Linked DNA regions of Homo sapiens: region 2 is linked to region 1. Evidence: chromatin loops called from intact Hi-C (ENCODE). Cell type or tissue: GM12878. All regions are shown on one strand. Each heading gives the region's core, and the rest is flanking DNA. Links, peaks and the distances in the headings are about the cores only.

Region 1 (2,914 bases), core at 266-2,765:
ACTGAGAGCACTGTTAGAGTTGGAATTCCTGGTTTTGAAGACACCACCTGGTCTTGTCTTGTTTCTGGGTGTCTGGACTTCTGCTTCCCTGGCATTAAACGCAGATCCGGGGTGGCCTCGGGGTAGGTGGGGGAGCCAGCTCCTTTTTAGCCTGATATTTAGGATTGCCTACTTACAAGGAAATTTAATCTTAGAGATACAACAAGGGTCGTATTTAAAAATCAGTTTCAAAAAGGGTGTTGGAGGCCAAGTTTTTTGAGATTTGGAATAACTGAGAAAAATGAACACTAGTGCATCCTTACTGTAAGAATTTCTAAGGCTACCAGAAGAGGACGAACCATTCTTTCAAATTTGGATTCCACTGAAGTATAGGGGAAAACACAACTGCTCAGTGCAAAGTACTCACTTGACTTCCAGAACTCTTAACGTGAACATTTTGTCAGCCCAGATGTGGCCCAGTTATTTTCAGTGATGGAGACTTCAAGGCAATCCCTCCATAAACTGTTTAGCATTTAGTAAAAGACAAGTGAAAAAAATGCCAACATCTATGCTATTTTCAATACAGTATCAATGTTCTAATGCTGTAGACAGAAATCCTCCTTCCATTAATAATAAACACTTCAAAGGCCAAATACAGTTTCCCTCACGCCTCCATTTCAGCTTAAAGTTTTACTCCCCCTCAACTCCCACTCTTTCAGGACATAACTATTTTCTTGACACCAGATTCCGTTTTAATTTCTTCTTAATTGTCCATACCGCGTTCTATTTGGAAAGCAATCTTAACGTGGCCCAGCCTTTATTTCCATTTGCTTTGGTGCCAATGAACTGGAATTTCAGCCAAATCTCCGCCCTAAAGGTTCACTTTGAGCCACTTAACTTTGCTGCTTCTCCATTTCTGATAAGTATATCTGATGGATAAATCACCATAAGGGGTAACACTGTGTCAATATGGGACACCATTTGAAATTTGGGTAGCTATTGTCAACTGCCTTCCCATGGAAGTTGTATCTATTGACATGCCCACAAAACAGGTTTATTTTTAAATTTTTTTGAAGAGATCTTTAAACAACCCCTTTCAAGAGGCCTTGTCCTGTTTCTGTGTTCTGTTTCGCTTTGGAACGGATCTGTAGTGAATCCCATGTAAGGGTTTGCTTTGAGAGAAAGTGGGTGCAGAATCATGTCTGGGGAAAGAGCAGTCTGCCCCTGATGCCAGCAGGGGGCGCCCGCCCTCTTCTCAGTGGAACTTTGGTTTGGAAATCACCCCCTACCAAGCATGGCACCCGAGCCCGTGCAAATTCCGACCCCACGCGCGGTGGGAAGGACTTGGAAACATCCTAACTATCCTAACTCTCTCACGAGGCTTGTCGGTGACAGCTTCCTCTTAGTCAAGGACACTGCGTGGATTAAAAAGAAAAACATCATTTTATTCCATGGTTAATTTCTCGCTGTAAACATGGGGCTGGGGGCCAGCACACCAGGCCCTCTCTCAACATGAAAATTGCCCCTGGTGGCACTTTCACGGCAGACTGATAAAGCCCATGTTTGGGGCATGAGAGAATAGAAATGTGCTTTGTATACAGATAAAGAGCTTCTGTGGCCTTCTCTGAGGATTGTCTACAGATGAGTGTGAAATAGAAGCCTGCAGAAGCTTCTCTGCCAGATCCCTCTGCTGGAAATGCAGCCCCCACCCTCCCACTCAGGGTGGGATTAGGGTGAGGCAAGTGAGGCTCTCAGCTGGGCGCAAAGTCTAAGGTGGGAGCACATCTGTCATCAAACAATAATGCAAAGTTTTAAAAAATAAAAAGTAATGCAAAAACATCCATGATGAACGAAACCTCAAAATTTTAAATAAAGACATGATTTGACATGGCATCTCCATGCTTGATTTACTTCCCTCAAGGTCACCCTGGTCCCACTGGATCCTGATCGTTCTAAGAACGTTGGCATTTTGTTCATGATGGATGAATCCCATTCTTCCTTTCTCACCGCTCCCCAGGCTTACATTTTCCCTGCCACAAGGTTGGCTGTAGGACAGTGAAGGGAAAATCACACTGGAAGAAGCCACAAGGCATTGGCTGGGGGTGTTGTGAAACACCAGGGAAAGACCCCAAAATCAATAATAGCGACTTGTTAGGAGCTGACGCCACGTATTGCACTTACAGAGAGATTCTGCTCTAATGATGTTAGCAAATACTTGTACGTGCAATGCATGCCAGAGATGGTTAGGACTGATTGTGCATGGTTGGCTATGTCATCATTCCAGCTGCAGTTTGTGTGATCCTCCTGCTACCCTGCCATCCCATCAGCGCCTGCCTCCAAGCCTCCCTTTGCTCACTCTTTCCTTCCCAGCACCATGGCCTCCCTCCTTCATTTCATAAAGTCCAATTCTTCAAGGGCTGAAGACCTATTTTTCTAAGAGAAAGAGAGTGAGCTGGATTTTTTAAATTATTATTTTCTTCTTTTTCCCCCTTCCCCCCTGTTCCCCACTTCCTACTTAGCTCTTTAGAAATGCAATTTATAACCTTCCCTTCACCAGACACTCATTACAGGGCAAGCTTATCTAACCATGTACTTGCTTAGAAGCTCCAGAGCCCAGCCCCTCTCCCACCAGGAGACTGCCTCGAGAGACATTAGTCAATTTACAACCTCAAGTATGCCCGCTAGAAAACTCTCTCCCACCTGGACAGTATCTCGAGACAACGGGCCACGTTACAACCTAGTTCTGCTCTGCCAGATGGTTGAGCTGGCACCACTGCAGGCAGAACTAGGAAGAATCATGTAGACCCCCACCTGCCCGCTCCCTCCCCTGCGTGCCATTCATGCCAAGTCCCACTTTAACAGCCCCTGCTTTCTGCCCCGGAAGCAAAGCAGTACCCTTAAGGCAGGAGCTTGTACTTCTTCCCCTAAGTGAAGC
Region 2 (2,914 bases), core at 137-2,636, 220 kb after region 1:
ATGGAATAAAATAGCATCAGGTCACAGAAGGCAGTTACTTCCAGGAGCCACAAGTTGTGTTTGTGAGTAAGTTGGACACAGACAGAGGTGTACAGTGACCGAGTGAGGAGGATGTGCCTCACGAAGTGCGGGCAGGGAGGAGAGTGGAGACCCTGAGCTGAGGAAGTGAGCCATGAGACACAGCACGTGGGAGCCAGGTGGCTGGTTCAAATCTGAGCCTCAGTTGCTTCACCTGAAAATTGGGCTTAATTGTAATCTCGACTTCAGAGCATGGTGGTGAGGCTTAGCTGTGCTGCTCTGTGTAACACGTTCAACGGAGAGCCCAGCACACAGCAAGGCAGGCGTTAGCATGGTCAGTATGGTCAGTTATGGTTATGGTGACTCAAGGGACCAATGGCACCTAAGGTTAACTTCTCCAACCTCCGCGACAGGAACCAAGAGACGTGAAGGAATTTCAGTGCCTCCACATGGTTCTCCACAAAGGATCCAGGGGTGGAGTTGAGCTTCCTTCCAGGTACAATGCAGGAGGCCTGCAGGATTCTCTCCCAGGATGTCTACTAGCACCACGTGATTTTCCTGACCAAAAGTATAAAAAATGGACTCTACTTCCAAGGACCAATAGACATCATTCATCAGCAGGAGGCCAAACAGATTCCACTTTTGCAGAAGACATCACTCCTGCATTGTTTGGCAAAAAGGAGTCTGCTGCTGGGCCGGTTCACCCTGTGTGCCACTGGGGTTCAATGAGCTCCTTCAGCCTGAACCATTCCAGTAGATGCCCTGAGGTCTAATCCTCAGCATCAGAACAGAGTGACAGGCAGCTCCAGCCATTGGAACCGGTCTTCGTTTAGCTTGTTTGTGCTGCTATAACAAAATCCCACAGACTAGGCAATTTATACACAATAGAATTTTATTTCTCCTAGTTCTGGAGGTTAGGAAGTCCAAGATCAAGGTGCAGGCAGCTCTGGTGTCTGCTGAAGGCTTCTCTGCTCTCTGCTTTTGTGCCTTGCTGCTGCACCCTCTGGAGTGAGGAAGGCTGTGTCCTCACAAAGTGCAAGGGACAGAAGGAGTGCATTCACCGCCTCAAGGCCTTTTAGATGGCATTAATCCATTCATGAGGGGGTTAAGCCCTCACGGTCTAATCACTTCCTAAAAGCCCATTTGTTTCCTGACTGGGATAATACCATTGCATTGGGGATTAAGTTTCAACATGAGTTTTGCAGGAGACAAACATTCAAACCACAGCAAAACCCTGTAGGTGTGCCTGTGAGCCCCATTAAGTGTCTGATGCTTGAGTTACCTTCATACTGGCTATAGCCCTGATTAGATGGAGCATACTTTGAGGCCAGCGGCCCTGGTCATTGACAACCCTGGAGCTTGAGAGGGACCTTGAGCACCTACCAAAGTCCTCTGTCAGGTATGGTGACCAGTGTTTTTGCCATACATCACAGAAGGAGGCGTGGGGAGCTGGCACCATCTACAGGTGAGGTGCAGATAAATTGTGTGAGGCTATAAAGAATTTGGACCGGGGTTTTCTGACTGCAACTCCAGGAGTTTTTCCATCTCCCCATGAAATAAGAGATCTTAGGGTCTACCCACTCAACCTGCATTTTGCAGACCAAAAAAAACAGAAAATAGTGCAACGTCATCATAGGCACCATTTCCTGGCCAGCCTCTGCACACACATGGCCTTACCTAATCCTTACACCTCCACGAGCCAGGAGAGGTCATTATCCCCACTTTACAGTAGAGGAAACTGAGCTCAGGAAGATGGGTGATGTGCTCAAGTCACCCAGCTGGTTTCAAACTCGGGATTCAAACCTAAGTCAGTCTGATTTCCTCTGAAACCCTTGACCACTATGCAGTGCTGAGTTCCTCAGCGGAGCCCAGCGAGAAGGAGGAGGTTCCTCACCACTCTCCTCTCCCTAAGGTCGCACAATGTGAGAGCAGTATTGTCAAGGCCAAAAAGGCCCAGCTGACCACCCTGACCCCCTTGCAGGCCGCCCTGGGCAGTTCTGTATTCCCCAAGCCAGAAGCTCACAGAGGGCCATGTCACGTGAATGCTGAATGTACAGCCAATTGCTGCTGCATGCCACCAGCATGCTGAGTGAGCTGCAAGAGGCTTGCAAATTGTCTTGCTTTTTCTAATAAGTTCCCTCTGGGGAGCAGCTAGAATGGCCTACACCGCATTCTGAGAGGCTCAAGCTATCCAAATTGCATCATAAAGTCTTTACTGAGCACCTGTCCCTTGCAGGAACATTCCAAACATTTCATGTTTTTTATCTCCTTTAATTATTTCTTAAATCCCAGGGGGTGGGTTCCTTGTAACAAAGGACACTGAGGCTAAGCTTAGAAAGTACCACCCAGTCCCAGAGCCTAGGTGCGACCCGGGCTCTGAGATCTCTGCTCCAAGCCTTGCAACACCAGCTACCCAGGTGATTCTGCCCCACTTGGCAGGGAAGAAACAGGAGCCAGAGGACTAAGTCGGGGAGGGATAGTGAAGGAAAGAGATTTAAGTGGTCAGAAGGATGGGCTCTAAATCACAGTGATCTTGGCCCTGCTGCCTCCTCTCCATGGTCTATTCTGTACCAGGCACGGTGAGGAGGCTTCATGAACACTACTTCAGAGAGTCCCTTACAGAACTTCTGGAAGATAGGAATTATACCTCCTCTTACAGGCTGCGGAAAACGGAGGATCAGAGAGGTTCAGGAGTTTGCCCAAGGTGATACAGCTCAGCAGTGGCCAAGCTGAGATGCAGGCCCAGATGTACGCAGCGGCATTTGTGAAGGATACGTATAAATGCATAGTTGGAAGGCAATTCTCCATAGAATCCTGTTCTGTGTGCCTTTTGAATAGAGGATTTGATAGTCTCTGTTCTGGACTATCTTTTCAAGATGTGGGTAAAGTAAACAGC

Evidence for each region. Peaks named below come from ENCODE experiments on the same cell type or tissue, not always from the same donor. Only the 100,000 strongest peaks of a DNase experiment are listed, where the experiment ranks them.
Region 2: a loop joins it to region 1, with 5 times the contacts of the local background. A loop is called at or near these places in 8 of 110 quality-filtered maps.

Annotation. Positions count from the first base shown.
Region 1 is chr14:96,274,004-96,276,917 of GRCh38, reverse strand. No RefSeq gene overlaps it. Among named protein-coding and RNA genes, the nearest start is that of BDKRB1-AS1, 6.9 kb to the right of the region's middle. In GM12878, for the core only: a CTCF peak has its summit at 1,213 (motif pointing right); a DNase peak (open chromatin) is centred at 1,226.
Region 2 is chr14:96,055,404-96,058,317 of GRCh38, reverse strand. The region is part of intron 1 of C14orf132 (chromosome 14 open reading frame 132); the gene reads right to left. Among named protein-coding and RNA genes, the nearest start is that of C14orf132, 17 kb to the right of the region's middle. In GM12878, for the core only: a CTCF peak has its summit at 1,465 (motif pointing left); no DNase peak of the experiment used is centred there.